2 separate regions of the Mus musculus genome follow, and region 2 is linked to region 1. Evidence: chromatin loops called from intact Hi-C (ENCODE). Cell type or tissue: left cerebral cortex. All regions are shown on one strand.

Evidence for each region. Hi-C counts contacts between places; a loop is a spot of excess contacts. Peaks named below come from ENCODE experiments on the same cell type or tissue, not always from the same donor. Only the 100,000 strongest peaks of a DNase experiment are listed, where the experiment ranks them.
Region 2: it touches region 1 in a loop (3-fold over the local background); 17 of 42 quality-filtered maps call a loop at or near these places.

Annotation. Positions count from the first base shown.
Region 1 is chr16:55,855,503-55,863,502 of GRCm38, forward strand. Nxpe3 (neurexophilin and PC-esterase domain family, member 3) reads right to left here. Exons shown (of 6, transcript NM_001134457.1): 4 at 4,804-4,877. Among named protein-coding and RNA genes, the nearest start is that of Nxpe3, 36 kb to the right of the region's middle. In left cerebral cortex, a CTCF peak has its summit at 3,148 (motif pointing left); DNase peaks (open chromatin) are centred at 3,152 and 5,745; H3K27ac peaks cover 525 bases.
Region 2 is chr16:55,527,920-55,535,919 of GRCm38, forward strand. The region is part of intron 1 of Gm45968 (a long non-coding RNA gene); the gene reads right to left. Among named protein-coding and RNA genes, the nearest start is that of Mir5118, 37 kb to the left of the region's middle. In left cerebral cortex, no CTCF peak of the experiment used is centred here; a DNase peak (open chromatin) is centred at 3,095.

The DNA.
Region 1 (8,000 bases):
CCTTCTTAGAATGATGAACAAAATACCCATAGAAGGAGTTACAGAGACAAAGTTCGGAGCTGAGGCAGGAGGAAGGACCATCCAGAGACTGCCCTACCAAGGGATCCATCCCATATACAACCACCAAACCCAGACACTACTGCAGATGCCAACAAGAGCTTGCTGATAGGAGCCTGACATAGCTGTCTCCTGAGAGGCTCTGCCAGTGCCTGACAAATACAGAAGTGGATACTCACAGCTATTCATTGGACTGAGCACAGGGTCCCCAATGGAGGAGCTAGAGAAAGGAACCAAGGAGCTGAAGGGGTTTTCAGCCCCCTAGGAGGAACAACAATAAGAACTAACCAGTACTCCCAGAGCTCCCTGGGAGTAAATCACCAATCAAAACACACAGAGAGACTCATGGCTCTAGCTGCATATGTAGCAGAGGATAGCCTAGTAGGACATCAATGGGAGGAGAGGCCCTTGATCCTGTGAAGGTGCTATGCCCCAGTATAGGGAAATGCCAGGGCCAGGAAGCAAGAGTGGGTGGGTTGGGGAGCAGGGGGATGGGGGAGGGAGTTTTCAGAGGGAAAACCAGGAAAGGGGATAACATCTAAAATGTAAATAAAGAAACATCTAATAAAAAAAGGTAATTAAGAGAGAGAGGGGGATAGAGAGAGAGAGGGAGAGAGAGAGAGAGAGAGAGAAAGAGAGAGAAGCGTAAATCAAAGGGATGAGGAACAATGGCACAGGCTGGAAATCCTGGCGGCAGCGGGGAGGCGGAGGCAGGCAAATTTCGTATTTGAGGCCAGTGTGGGTTTACAGAAACCAAACCGAAAAGGTTTTCAATTGTCAAATTAGGAACAATTTTTGGCACATGCATATACACACACACACACAGAAATTGTGACTGAGTTTAACTGAGTCTCAAAAACAAAGTTGCTGAGCACGGTGATGTGCACCGTTGGTCTCAGCACTTTCTGTGAGTCCGAGTCCAGCCTGTTCTACATATCCAGTTCCATGAAAGCCAGGGCTACATAATAAAACTCTGTCTCAAAGAAAGGAAGGGAGGGAGGGAGGGAGGAAGAGAGGGAGGGAGGGAGGGAGGAAGAGAGGGAGGGAGGGAGGGAGGGAGGGAGGGAGGGAGGGAGGGAGGGAGGGAGGGAGGGAGGAAGAGAGGGAGGGAGGAAGGAAGGGAGGGAGGGAGGGAGGGAGGGAGGGAGGAAGGAAGGAAGGAAGGAAGGAAGGAAGGAAGGAAGGCAGGCAGGCAATTACATTACAAGCAAATATAATGGCAAGTACATAGTGCTGTAGACAGGAAAAAGGATTACCCTTCTTCACACCAGCATTCCAATCAACACATCTCGAAAGGAATATCATAGAAACCATTGCTACAGTTAAATCCAACAGAAGCTGACGTTAACAGGTGTGGTGATTTGAATATGCTTGGCCCAGGGAGTGGCACTATTAGGAGGTGTGGCCTTGTTGGAGGAAGTGTGGGCTTGGAGTCCCTCCTCCTGCTTCCTGGAAGCCAGTCTGCTCCTGGCTTCCTTTAGATGAAGATGTAGAACTCTCAGTTCCTCCTGTGCCATGCCTGTGCCGTGCTTCCACCTTGATGATAACAGACTGGACCTCTGAACCTGCAAGCCAGCCCCAGTTAACTGGTTTTCCTTTATAAGACTTGCCTCGGTCATGGTGTCTCTTCACAGCAATGGAAATTCTAACTAAGACAGTAGGGAAAAGTTTAAGTAGAAACAGAATGTTTGCATAGAAAGAAAAACAGAGACTCTCAATAGGGTCTTAAACTGCCACCTCTGGAAGTTGTGGACCAATGGGAAGGTCTCTCTCAGTCTGAGCTCCTTGGATACACAAAGCATTTTTTTTCCTAGTTATATACCTGCTACAGTATGACTTTCTTACTCAAAGCCAGAGAATCCTGTACCTAATAACTTTGAGTTACTTTCTCCCATAAAAAAACAAAAACAAAAACAAAAAAAAAAAACTTCCCCTGCTAATTTAATCTGTCTTCTCTCTACCCAAAATTGTACATCACAAACCCATACCACTTTCTGGCTGACCTGGAACCTGTTAATTAGAGGCAAACTATAAAACCTCTGCCTGATTGGCTTCAGAACAAGGTAAATGGGACACGTGGGTAGATATGAAGCAATGCAGCCATGAGTCAAGCCGAGCTATGTCTAACTGGATCCTAAAATCTTTGTGCATGTTCTGTCCACACTGGATAAGGAATTTCCCATTATTAAAATTTTGAAGAATGGGGGGAGGGGGGAGATCTGGAAAGATAGCTCAATGGTTAAGAGAACTGGCTGCTCTTCCAGAAGTCTTTAAGTTCAATTTCCAGTAACCACCTGGTGGCTCACAACCATCTGGAATGGGATCCAATGCCCTCTTCTGGCTTGCAGGTGTACACGGAAACAGAGTACTCATATACATAAAGCAAACACATCTATAAAACAAGCAAAACAACTTATTGTGAAGAATGGACCCAAGTGTTGGTGGTCAACGCTTTTAATCCCACCCCTCGGACAGCAAAGACAGGTGGATCTCTGAGTTCAAGGACAGCCTGGTCTACAGAGCAAGTTCTAGGACAGCCAGGGCTACACAGAGAAGGCCTGTCTCAAACCTCCCTTTCCGTCCCACCCCCACCCCCCATTTTTTTGAAGAGCAAAAAGCTCCTCCTATTAATCACACTTGGGAATACAACGCACCAGGCCAGCTTTGAAGGAGAAAAGGATGGGTTCATTAGTAAGTAAGCGTTGAAGTGCAGTGTTCCTGAGAAATACCACACGCACTACACACACATCCCTACAACTGGCAAGCCATCCGGCTCAAGCAGCAAGCACACTCATCAGGAGACTAAGACTTCTCACATCTAACAGTGGAAGCCGGACTGCATATGGTTTATGAATTTTATCTACATCATATAATTTTTTTCATGAATTCTGAACTAGATGCCAGTGTTTTAAAGCACATAACTATCACATTTTAAAACTCAGATCCATTGGGGGAAAAAAAAAAAACAAAACCAAAACAAACAAGCAAAAAGCCTTAAGATGCAGTGAAGAAAATCTACAGGTGTGGCCGCAGTGGGTTTGTCAGTCAGGAAACGAAGGACCACACTGCCCCCTTGAGGTCGTCCTGGCTCTTGGCTTCTTTCTGCACAGCTTACATCTATCTAATAGCCTTCCACTGGGTGCATGAGTGTACTACACCCAGTGCCTGTGGCAAAGAGGATGGCAATTTACGCAGTGTGGGAGACAGTTGCTCTCAATAACAACAAAGCTCTCTCTCCCACCCGCACAGTGTCTCCTAGCTCTCTAAATTTACTACAGCAAAGGCACCGCACTCCTCTGAGTTTCGCTCTATGGTTTTGGTGCTTTGAGACAGAGTCTCACTCTGTAGCCAAGGCTAGCCTGGAAGTCATGCTTATAGTGCAGGCTAGCCTTGAACTCAAAGCAGTTCCCCTCCCTCATCCTCCCAAGAATGAGTGATGTAAGCCGATGCTCGCAGCTTACTCTTCTGTATCAATGCAGAATACAAATCAATACAAATCAGAACGGCATCAACTTGTGATTTGTTTGTGCTTGTGTGTCAGTGCTCATCACAGACTGAGCCCTAGGCCATGGGCATGCTAAAATTGGACACTGACCTACTGAGTCGGAAGCCCACCCTCTACTCAAGTGCTTAACACTTCCCAAGACAATTTACATATGCCATGATTATCTATAGAACAACACCCGCCAACAGAACTTTTTATATACTGCCAAATATGATGCAAGTTGCTGTGTGTGTGAGATTCTAAAAGTTGAGGTTGGTGGGTTTTGTTTTTCATTTCAAGTCATTTCTGGGTTTTTGGGTTTTGGTTTTTTTTTGTTTTGTTTTGTTTTTTGTTCTGTTTGTTTGTTTTTTGTTTTGTTTTGTTTTGTTTTGTGAGACAGGGTTTCTCTGTATAGTCCTGACTGTCCTGGAACTCACTTTGTAGACCAGGCTGGCCTCAAACTCAGAAATCTGCCTGCCTCTGCCTCCCAAGTGCTGGGATTAAAAGTGTGCGCCACCACCGCCTGGCTCATCTCTGTTTTAATAGCCACAAAAGACTAGGAGTTTCCACAATGGATAACCCAGCTCTAGAACAATGGTTCTCAACCTTCCTAATGCGGTGACCCTCATGTTCTGGTGAGCTCAAACCATACCCTTATCTCATTGCTACTTCACAACTGTAATTTTGCTACTTTGTGAATCATAATGTAAATATCTGTGTTTTTCAATGGCCTTGGACAAAACCCCTGTGAAAGTCATTTGGCCCCCAAAGGGGTCGAGACCCACAGGTTGAGAGGCACTCTTCTAGGGACTCACTTCTGAAGAGACAAATATAGAGTGTATAATGGAAGCAAGAGAAGACAGCTTTCACATTAGCGTTCACAGCAAAACCCAGAATTAAGGACACAAGCTCTAGCTGATTTTTTTTTAATTAAGCTTTTAATAGTTCCAGATTATACTCAGAAGTAGCCATGGCATATGAATGGGTTAATATATATATATATTTGTACAACAATTCCCCTAACAAAAATGCAACATTGGGCATGTCCAGTCCACTGGGACTGCGGGGACCAAGACAGGGTTCCTAGCAGCCACATGGCTGACAGCCCAGCTCCAGGAGATCTGACAGGCTTGCTTACTTACCTGCCTCCTGAGGGAACTGCATGCCTGTTCGTACACATGCAGAACGTGCAGGGGAAACACTCGGGACACAAGGACTTTATTAAAGAAAGGGGAAACAACATCAAGCTCGGTTGTCTTTACCTTTCGTTCGCCTGGAAATCACAGTCACCCAGTCAGGCCCGCTGGAGTTGATTGGCATCTTGATATTCACACCACTTTAGAAGGAATTTAAAAAAAAAAAAAAAAAAAGCACATGCTTAGATTGAGATTCAGGGACATTTGTCAGCAGTTGTGTGTCTTTACCTGTAAGTGAAAAACTACATATGCTTTCACCGAACATTACCCAACATGACTAATAGTTAAGAAACTAGGGCTCTTGAGTGAAGTTATATAAACTGAAGATGGATTTACTAAGTATGCATTCAGTGCTGTAGACACGCACATGCATAAATAATTGATAGAGATAGGTAGGTAGGTAGGTAGATAGATAGATAGATAGATAGATAGATAGATAGATAGATAGAAAGATAGATGATAGATAGATAGATAGATAGATAGATAGATAGATAGATAGATATCCAAAATTACTAACTTCAGGTTGAATAACTCCTTTTTCCTTTTGGGATCAGAGAATGTCTAATTTGTGACCACGTTTTTGAGGCCACAAGTCCACAATGAACTAAGTCACGTGTTACACTTCTTAGATGTGCCCAGAACTGAGAGAAGTCCCTTGGAGATGCCTGCCCCGGAACAGGCAACTGCGGACTCCTTGGTGTGTGTTCCCCTTACTGTAACATAGATTCCTCAAGGGTATGAGTGGGGCTTCTCTACGTCACCTTCCTATGTTTAGACCATGGACCAGAGTCTATGCTCAGTAACTTCTTTTAAGGAACTGCATGGGAAGCTGCGGGAGAACGAAAGCCAGCAGCAATGAATGCGACTCCAGGAACACTTATTCCAGAGCCAGGAATAAGTCAGGACTCTTAGACTCATTCAAAGCAAGCTTTAAAAATGGAGAGTGCTCGGCCTCCTGATACAGGAGTGAACCATCAGATTTTCACTGCTTCATCAGTTGCACAAAAAAAAATGTGTTCATTCTATAGAAAATTAGTAAGCTTCTTCTATATTCTGGGCACCGTTCTAGCCCTGGCTTACATGGCAAGACTCCCAGAATCTCCTCCCTAATTGGAACAGACATTCTACAGGAGACAGAAAACCAAGTCATAAAGGATCTATCTATTCAGGGCTGGCCACACTGGAGGATAACGGAATTTCATATCTTAATAGACACTAGATGACCTTCAAGAGGGCACATGTAAACCACTCTTATGAGCTTGGAGTTTATTACACAAAAATAAATGAAAATGAAAATGCCTGTAGGATAGTTTTCTCCATAATTCTCCTTCAAAAATACTTAACCTCAATTTAGTCAACATTTTAGTCAACATTCTACACAGTATCAGTATTGAAATTGTCCATATCATAAAAAGCAAAAGAGATGAAGAATCTTCCTAGATTTAAAAGGTAACCAAGTATTGCTGTGGTTGGAATAGGAATGCCCCCTCCACCCCCCATAGACTCATGTGTTTCAATGCCTGGCCCACAGAAAGTGGTACTATTAGAAGGCTCATGTGTTTCAATGCCTGGCCCACAGAAAGTGGTACTATTAGAAGGTGTGGCTGTTTTGGAGTAGGTGTGGCTTCCTTGTAAGTTGTTATAGTAAGTGAGGTCTCTCAGGCCCAAGCTACCCAGGGCAATACGCAGTCTCCTGGGCCTGTTGTTCAAGATGTAGAACTCTCAGCTCCTTTTCCTGTATCACATCTGCCATGCTCCCTGCCTGCCATGATGATAATGGACTAAACCTCTGAAACTGTAAGCCAGCCCCAATTAAATATTTTCCTTATAGGAATTACTGTGGTCGAAGTGGAGGCTCACAGTCAGCTATTGGATGGAACACAGGGCCCCCAATGGAGGAGGTAGAGAAAGTACCCAAGGAGCTAAAGGGATCTGCAACCCTATAGGTGGAACAACAATATGAACTAACCAGTACCCCCCAGGAGCTCGTGTCTCTAGCTGCATATATATCAGAAGATGGCCTAGTCGGCCATCAGTGGAAAGAGTGCCCCATTGGTCATGCAAACTTTATATGCCTCAGTACAGGGGACCGCCAGGGCCAAGAAGTGGGAGTGGGGTGGGGGGAGCGTGGGGGGGACTTTTGGGATAGCATTGGAAATGTAAATGAAGAAAATACCTAATAAAAATAATAAAAAATTTTTAAAAAGAATTACTGTGGTCATGGACTCTCTTCATGGGAATAAAATCCTAAAAGACAGTATAGAATATGATCCCTTTGTAAATATTTTAAAACCTAAACAAGGCTTTGAGCCCAGGACAAAAGATGAACGTGAATACAAACACACTCAGGGCACTTAAGGTAGCTCAAAACAATATGCCCAAAGACCTTTAAGATTGGTTCTTTTTCTTAGATACCTTCCTACAAAGGTCTACTACTTTAACAGTGTGAACGGCTATGAAATGAAAATTAATCACTGGGTTTCCATAAAATGGAAGCTACCTCAAATACTTTCTCAAGCAAACATCCCAGGTAGAGAGTTTTATAATGATCCTACCACAACCTACAATGTGCTATTAGCCCACTGCTCCCGGGACTGCATATAAGGATGGGCATTATTTTTTCTTTCTGTAGCAACAGGTTTTTCCGATCACTCTTGTCTCTGATAGTGGGATTTGGTGTTAGGGATATCTCTGAATGTTTCACTATTCAATTCTCTCTCTCTATCCCTTTTATCCCACTACCTCCCACATGGAGCTTGGTCAAATTATAATGCTTTCCTTTGCTCCCTTCTTTCCTCTCCCTCCTCCTCCTGCTCCTCCTCCTCCTCCTTCTTCACGGGAGCTGCATCAGATAGACTGACAGACACAACTCCAGAGAGGGCCAACTGGATAATCTTCACGTGTAAGTTCATAGAAACGAAACAATCTGCTCTTACTCACTAAAAATAGCAATCTTTGCATCTAGATGCAAGATTTAAAATATGTAAATACAGTACACATAAATTTTAAAAATAAATTTAATTTAAATAATTAAAAGAAATAAAACTAAAACCCTTGGAGCTTGGCAAGACTGCACACCTGTAACATTGATCATTTACTAGGCTGGGTTGGCAAGATGGGCTTTCTGCCAGTCTCTATTTATATAGTGAGACTCGGTCTTAAAAATAAATAAATAAAGTAAATATAAATAAAAGTTTAGATTTGTGTGTGTGGTGTTGTTGTTGTTGTTGTTGTTTTTCCTTTAGTTTCATTTTCAGTTTTTA
Region 2 (8,000 bases), 330 kb before region 1:
TGAGGTGAACACAGGATGTCAACAGACATAACTTTTGTTACTACATTTTCCAGAACTGGTTCAAACATAAACTATCAAGCACAAATCTGAAAAACTTGTGTGTTCCGTGTGCAGGGAGAACTGGTGTCTTGGATTGAGTTTACTTCATACTTCATTTTAAACAACTCAGTTTTCATAATTTACCAACAAGGCAGATAATGTGGGGAAAAGCAGTCCTAATCATAAATAAGGGACCAATTTCCCCCCAGGGGACTCCAAATTTGATGAAGATGCTGAAATATAAAAGCATATGTTTGACATGCCATGCTGTTTCTCAATCTTGGGTTCTCCTGGTAGATTCTGCACTCTCAAAATCATTTACTGCCATGTTCTAAGCAGCAACACCTTTCAACTGTCTCACAGGCAGGCTTCTCACTGAAGTCAAGCAGGGCAGCGCTCTCTTCCTGGGCAGTCCTCAGACTGTAAACAATGTGGTCCTCCATGTTTGGCCATTCGTGGGTGCCATGGATATTTTGATCATGCCAACATGATTTCTTGGCAATTTCATCATTTAAGATAGACATCAATCATACTATTGGAATATTGGTTAGTGTTTCTGGCTATAAAAATCACTGTACTATTCCATAGGATACAATGTAGATATTTGATAAGTCATATGACTTATCAGGAATGAGATAATTTCACCGTCTGTGGATTCAGCATTAATCAGTCAACAATAAATATGGGAAAATAGGTGTTTTAAAATCACTTTTAAAGCAGGGTTATGTATTACTCTATTGAATAAAATATTCTGACCTAAGGCTACCAGAACCTAACCACGTATTTCCTTGACAAACAATAGTTTAGTATCGGATAATGTTGTGACTCACTATAAACTGGCTGTAATTGATTATCTGCCATCTCATTACTCAACTGTGCCCATCATCTTCGTACTTTTAGCCCTTGGCAGGAGGCATTCACTCCAGTCATGCATCTACAGTCTGTGGCTCCTTTAGTTGACACCACTGGGGCTTCTCCATACCCCTTCCCTGGAGCACCCACCCTCAACTAACCGATTCATCTTACCACCTTTAATGGAACTGTAACATTGTCTCTGTTGTAGGCAACATTACTATTGTTGTTAAATAGTAGAGCTATAGAGAATTGTAAAGTTCCTGTAGCCAACACTCTGCTTTTACATGTGGGGGCATCAAGATCTTGCCAGTGATTGGCACATTTTTATGTCTGAAATACGAACGTGGCTCCTGACTCTGTCTTACAGTCTCTGTTGCTTTAAAAACCAGCCGTAGTGACAACTCTCCGCTGACATTTGTTTTTATGTAAAACTACATCCGTAAAAATGAAAAAGCGAGGCCCACGGGCATAATGAACTCTGGAACTGGTCCTATTCAATGTATAGATCAATCAGCTGGGGTGGTCAGAGGATAACTCACTGCCTGCTCCATCAGAGATGCCTTACCTGGCATCTGAACACTGTCACCAGGGACATCAAGTATCAGTTAGTGAGTTTTAGATAGGAAACATTCAAATAGCATCCTTGACCTTATTACAAGTCTTGATTCCATCCACTAGTTAAAATAAGAGAACCAGACATATGGATGATGATGATGGTAGTGCTGGTGGTGGTGATGGTGATGATAATAATGATGATTCCTCTTTTGGTTTTTGGAGACAGGGCTTCTTCGTGTGTCTGGAACTCACTCCATAGACCAGGCTAGCCTAGAATTCACGGAGATCTGCCTGTCTCTGCCTCCAGCTCACAAGCTGGAATTAAAGGCATTTGCTGCTTCCACCACCACCTGGTTTAGGATTATTCCTATAACGGACTTCTCTGAGATGTTGTGGTCCTGAGAAAATTGTTCATATAAGCTGTCCCAGCATGAAAGACCAGAGGAGGAATTTACATATATATGCATACACCATATGTACAAGTAAAGAAGAAAATTTCCAGAGAGTAAAATGGTTGTGGTAAATAAAAATATAGCTATGCAAAGAATGTCTGTGTATAAGAATATAGCACTTAATATATATTTTTAATGTTTTATTTGTATTCTTTTTTTCGTGTATGCATGTGTGTGTGCCTGCATGCCTGCAAAAGTCAGAGATTACAGGAATGCGTTTTCTCACCGAGTGAATCCCCAGGATTGACCTCAGTCATCAGGCACCATTAATAGCTGAGGTATATTTTTCTGAGCCCCAGAAAAAGTTGGGGGAAAGTAAGTTGGAACGGCTTTGACAATAAATATTTGCCTAACTAGTATCAGCATTGCGGCAAAATTTGAAGTGAGGCAAGTTTGCTACTTAACATTCCTACCAATCATTTTGCTTTTAGGATCGCTGGATCCACTATCATTTAATTTTACTATGCTTTATTGGAGTGCCATAGGCCAGTTGTCTGGTTGTATTTGGATGGTGTCAGATTGCAAGGGTACCTATGTTACAGTACACTGTGTTATAGTATGCTACAGTATGTGATGGTATACTATGCTTGATTGAATTGTCAGAGGCCAGTTGCCTACTTGTATATTGGATGCTATCAGATTGTTAAATATACAGATAAAAGAGTAATGTTCTCGTTTCAGCATAAAATTTCTAGTATGTGCAGCACAGCAGAAGTTCTACTTGTACTTTCTTAAACAGTTAAGTGAGAAAACATAGCTGTCAATATTTAAAAAAAAAAAAGGATAAGCTCAGTCCGTAAAGTGCTTGGTACAGGGACCTGAGTTTAATCCCAGAACCCATTTAAAAGTTATTCAAGGCAGCAGAAACGGGAAAGCAGAGACAAGTGGGTACCTGGAACTGGCTAGCCAGAAAAGCCAACCCAGTCAGTGGACCCATACCAATGAGAACCCTAGCCCTATCACAGGAACACAGTGCCTCTCATGAGGAATGGCATTGGAGGATGGCCTATGGTCTCCACAACCATGTACACATACATACACACACAGTTATACACACAAACATATACATGCACACATACAGGTCAAAATATGCTGAAGGATGCAATTTAACAACACTTTTTGAATGATGAGTATGCAAAGCTTATCCACATTAAGAAGCCTACAGTTCTTTTATTGTCTGATCTTTGAAACTTCTGGTGCCACCTACTGCTTCTCCTACTCAGTTTTCTCTGTGGGTTTGTTCTCTGCAGAAAAATTCACTGAATTTCCCCCAGCCTTCAGAAGTAACTGCAGAACAAAGCTTCCTAGAATGTTATTATTGGTAATATAGTTGCTCTGAACCTTGGAGGACATGAGGACATGGAAAGAGAAACTCTGAAAGGAAGTAGGGCCTGTGTGTGTGTGTGTGTGTGTGTGTGTGTGTGTGTGTGTGTGTTGTGTGTGTGTGTGTGTGTGTGTGTGTGTGTGTGTGTGTGTGTGTGTGTATAAAACACCTTTTCTTGAGGATCAGTGCACAAAAGCTGCCTCTTTCCCAGCTAAGCAGAACTTCTGAGACCACGAGTTAGGATAAGAACACCAAATTCTTTCACTAAGGAAGATCTTGGTACAACCTCAGAGTTTCTTTTTCCAGTCATAGAAGTTGGTCATGTGAAAAACAATTGCATGGAATGTGATCTCCACAACAGAAAACTAGACATTTCTCTAGCTTACAGCCTTGTAATGAATTCCTCTAGCTGACAATAGGATTTTAACTTAGCACACTGTGCTTCAGCTCTGGCCCCTGCCTTTCTCTCCAACTCTATCTCCCAGAACTATCAGAAAGCTCTCCACTGGCCAGCAGTCTGCAGTACTTTTCGGTGTCTAAATATAAACACACCCACCTAAAGAGCCCTTCCTACACCTCACCTGCATGGATGGGTTTTCTTCTTTGAGGACACAACTCTAGCGCAGTATTGTCTCCTAGACTTCAGACCTTCCCCTGCCTTCTTTATGCTTCTAGGGCAATGCAAACCCAGAATTTACAATGTGATGACATAGTCTATATTCCTTCATTGATTTCTTGCTATTTGTCTTCCTAATTCCCCTGTGAGAAAGGTCTAACACCCTAAAGATAAGCCAGTAAAGTCAGTTAATAGTAATCAACCAGAAAATTCAGTCAAGAGAACAAAGAGACAGAGGCTTGAAGAATTAAAGAGCCAGAAATGAGGAAAAGGGTGGGGTCTGGGAGAGGCAGACAGGGGAAGAGACCCATCAGATTATTCTCTTTCCACCAGCTTCTTGTTTCAACGTGTGAGCCCCCGTCATGCACAGATGCTCTGTGCCCTGTCACAACAGAGAGACGAGCTTCAAAACCAGCTCTGCAGCTTCTCCTATGTGATCCAGCATAAATTACTAACCCTTCCTAAGCTCTGGTTCCCTTACCTCTACAATGAAGACAATTGTGTTTATTTCTGTCAGACAATAGTTACGAGGATTATGTCATGTAATTACCATCTACCTGATACATTGCCCAGCACTAAATCAACACATGGAGCGCTGTCAGCTGAAACTGCATTTCTAGGTCATGTTGAGAATGACAGAAGACACTTTTGCCCAAAACTGTAAGACATGCTCTAGTTTTGGATGCTGAACAACTCTTTTTCTGTAGGTCAATGCTAAATGCAGAACAACAAACTCTAAGCAATAACGCTGTCAACTATTTTAATCTGATCTATAGTCATTAAATGGCATCTGTTACAAGCCTTGTTTCAGAATCAATACAAATTTTAATATGTTATCAACATAGCTTAAAATTTGAAAAATTAAGAAAACAAGCAAAACATTACATGAGAATAATGAATAAGCCGTTCAAAGAGGAAGACCTAGTCTCACACAAAAACCTTTACTGAATAGAATTTGACCTTCCGAACCTTTCTGAGGTAGTTGAGAAATTCCCAACCACATGGAGGTAAAATAATGGATTAATTATTACATCTCTTTGCACTGGATGTCTTGAACAGTCATCAGCTTTCTTGCTTGGTCACTCATTAACAATCATTGTCTTGACATCCAAAGTATGTTGGATGACTAATAGTTCCCAGCAGCAGCAACTGATAGGAGTTACCGGAATCTCTGTTTACTGGGTTATTATATAGCTACACCTAGCTGCACAGCATGGCTAGTCACGACATTATGTGGTGTTTGGCCTAAAGAGAGTGCCATGTTCTCCTGGCTGTCACCACTCACCTGCAGTGCTTTGACCTCCCTTCTCACCTGCCTTTGCTTACACCCTCTTCTACCACGGACCACTTTCCTCTCCTATTATTCAAAGTTTACAAGTCATTTAAAGTCCAAGCTAAATGCCCCTTTGACCAATATCATCCCGATAGAGAGGTAATTTGCTATTGAGACCTACTGTACTTTATTGCAATTTCCCTATCATACATTTTGCCTTATGCCCTGTGCTCTTGTTATTAATATACTTGGCACACAATGAGCACTAAATAAGAGTCCACTAAATGCAGAAACTGGTGGCCCACTACAGCTGATGCTACTATAGATATTTGAAAATATACACAACCATGCCAGTCTCATGAACAGAAAACTCCTTGCTTCCCAGGAGGGAGCTCTGCTTTATACCGGGCAACTGGGCTCACTCTTTTTCTCTAGTTCCCCAAGGGCGGAGGAGGAATGTGGCTCTAATCAGAAGGAACTCTAAAATTTTGAGTTAATATCTCTTACCAGAAAAATAACTTAGCATGACTCTCACTTATTGATCTCATTTCCCTATGGCAACTGGATTCAAGTTTGAAAAATGAGAGAACATTGGAAATGAAGGTATAAGTGATGCTTTGAAATGAAGAAGGAATAGTTCACTGTCCCCCTTGTAAATCCACTAATGAGAGACCAGTGTCTTAACTGGGTTAAAATGAATCGGGTGGGTCAGAGTCCAAACCAGGACGCTAATGGAGGATATTCAATATCAGAGAGCATGAAGGAATATTTTCAATTTTCATCAGGCTGAGTAATGGCATAGTTATGAAATAAAAAAAAAACTTTTTTGACTAGAGGTGTGTGTTCCAAAATGATAAAATTCCTGGTATTAGCTTTGAAACACTCAAGAGAAAAAGAAGTAATAAAGAGAGATAGCAAGAGTGGTAAAATATTAACTCTCTTAACGTGAAGTTCTTTATATCATTTGCCATTTTTTTCCTTTGAGCCCTACAATATGTACACACACACACACACACACACACATGCGCACGCGCTCATTTCTAAAATATAGCCTTTAAGGTAACAGATGTCCTAATTTCTAAAAAGAATTTTTATCTCCAGGAGTATTCAGTGATAAAGAGGGGATGGATTTTGTTGTTTACTTTACAGTCTGAACTATCAGGTTTTATTCAGGGAACTCCAAAGCAGTGCTGTGATATGTGTTCCATGAAATAAATCAGAAAGCTATGTATACAGCATGACTTGGAGAGAATATCTATGATTTTTAACCTCAACATCTTTCTAATGGTCAAGACTTTAACTTGTCCAATTCTTGGGTGTTTATTTGTAGAGAGGATAGAGGGGAAAGTGTGTCAGATGGAGGCTACAGTGTATTAAAATTCCTAGCAGCCTGTCTGTGCATAATCTGGGGAGCACTTAGTTATTCTTCATTTCTGCCTGTATTTTTATTGAACTATGAAACATTAAACAAATAAAATGCCTGCCCTCAATGGGAGAGGAAGCACCTCACCTCGAAAAGAATTGAAAGGCCAGGTTGGGAGGATACCCAGAGGGGTTCCCACTTGCTCAGAGGAGAAGGGGAGGTGAATATGATGGAAGGATTGTGGGATGGGGTGATCAGGAAGGGGACAGTGAGTGGGATGTAAAGTGAATATGTAAAAAACTAAAAGTAAATTAAATTAAAAATAAATAGTCTACAGATTTAATTATTCCTTTCCCTTCCTCTACCCTTTCTTCTAATATTAGGCAACAAACAAACAACAACAAAACCATAAAAGCAAAAAAACCTCACCAAGACTTACAATACTCTTAGTTGTCTTTTGTAATTACCACCATTTGAATCCTCAGACATAAGAGGATCTTGTTTCCTTTCATTCCTACTTTTTCCCCATTGAGATGAGTATGATCTTCTAGAAGAAACTATATATATTTCATACCAACTTCACTGAAAATTAGACATAGCAAAAGATAGCAGAAGAAACATAGCATTAACTTAATTAACTGTCCAAATACAACTGAATGACACCACATTTCAAGGAGGAAGATAAGTGGTAAGGTTAAGTTTTAACACAAGTCTCAGTAAGCCCCTTCATCCACTGCTACTAAAATAGGAATAATTTTATAGTGTTTGGGGACCCTAACGGCATATAAACAGATCCAGTCTTTGAGAAATCACCTACGTTAGCATTTCCAGCATGTTGATTGAACTAAAACACTCGTGATGTACACTCTTTTCAAAACATTTTCAGTTCATACATATTTATAACATGTTTATGATCAGCACGATAATCCAATACACTTACAGTGCAATGGCCTAATCAGAGTAATAAAGATTTTCACTTCTTCAAATGTGTCATTTCTACCCATTGGGACTTTTCTGCTTGCTTTGAAATGTGCCATATATGGTTGACAGGAGTCAGTCTCCCTCACTGCTGACCACTAGAGTAAGTTGCTCCAATCTGACTCGGGAGTGTTACCTTGTAGAGACACATTACTATGAAAATATCATTTATATCTCCAGAGACTGAAACCTTTTCTGAATCTCACAGCTGAGTTAATAATACACCCTAAGACAGCCTATTCTTTTAAAACCTGTCTTAAAGAGAACCATATAACAACCAACCTTTCTTGTCTTGGATTTCCCATGTAATCAGCTTTTACAACCCAACCAATGCATGGCTTTGGTCTTACTCTTCTGTGTTGCTGACTAAGAGTTGTTTTGTTTTGTTTTTGTATGTGTGTGAAAATATTCATGGAAGATATTTGTTATATAAGGATGCTTTTGACTTGCCTGTTTCCAGCTAATTATTATCTTAACACACACACACACACACACATACACACACACACACGACATGAACATATTGGAAGGCATTTGTGAACCAT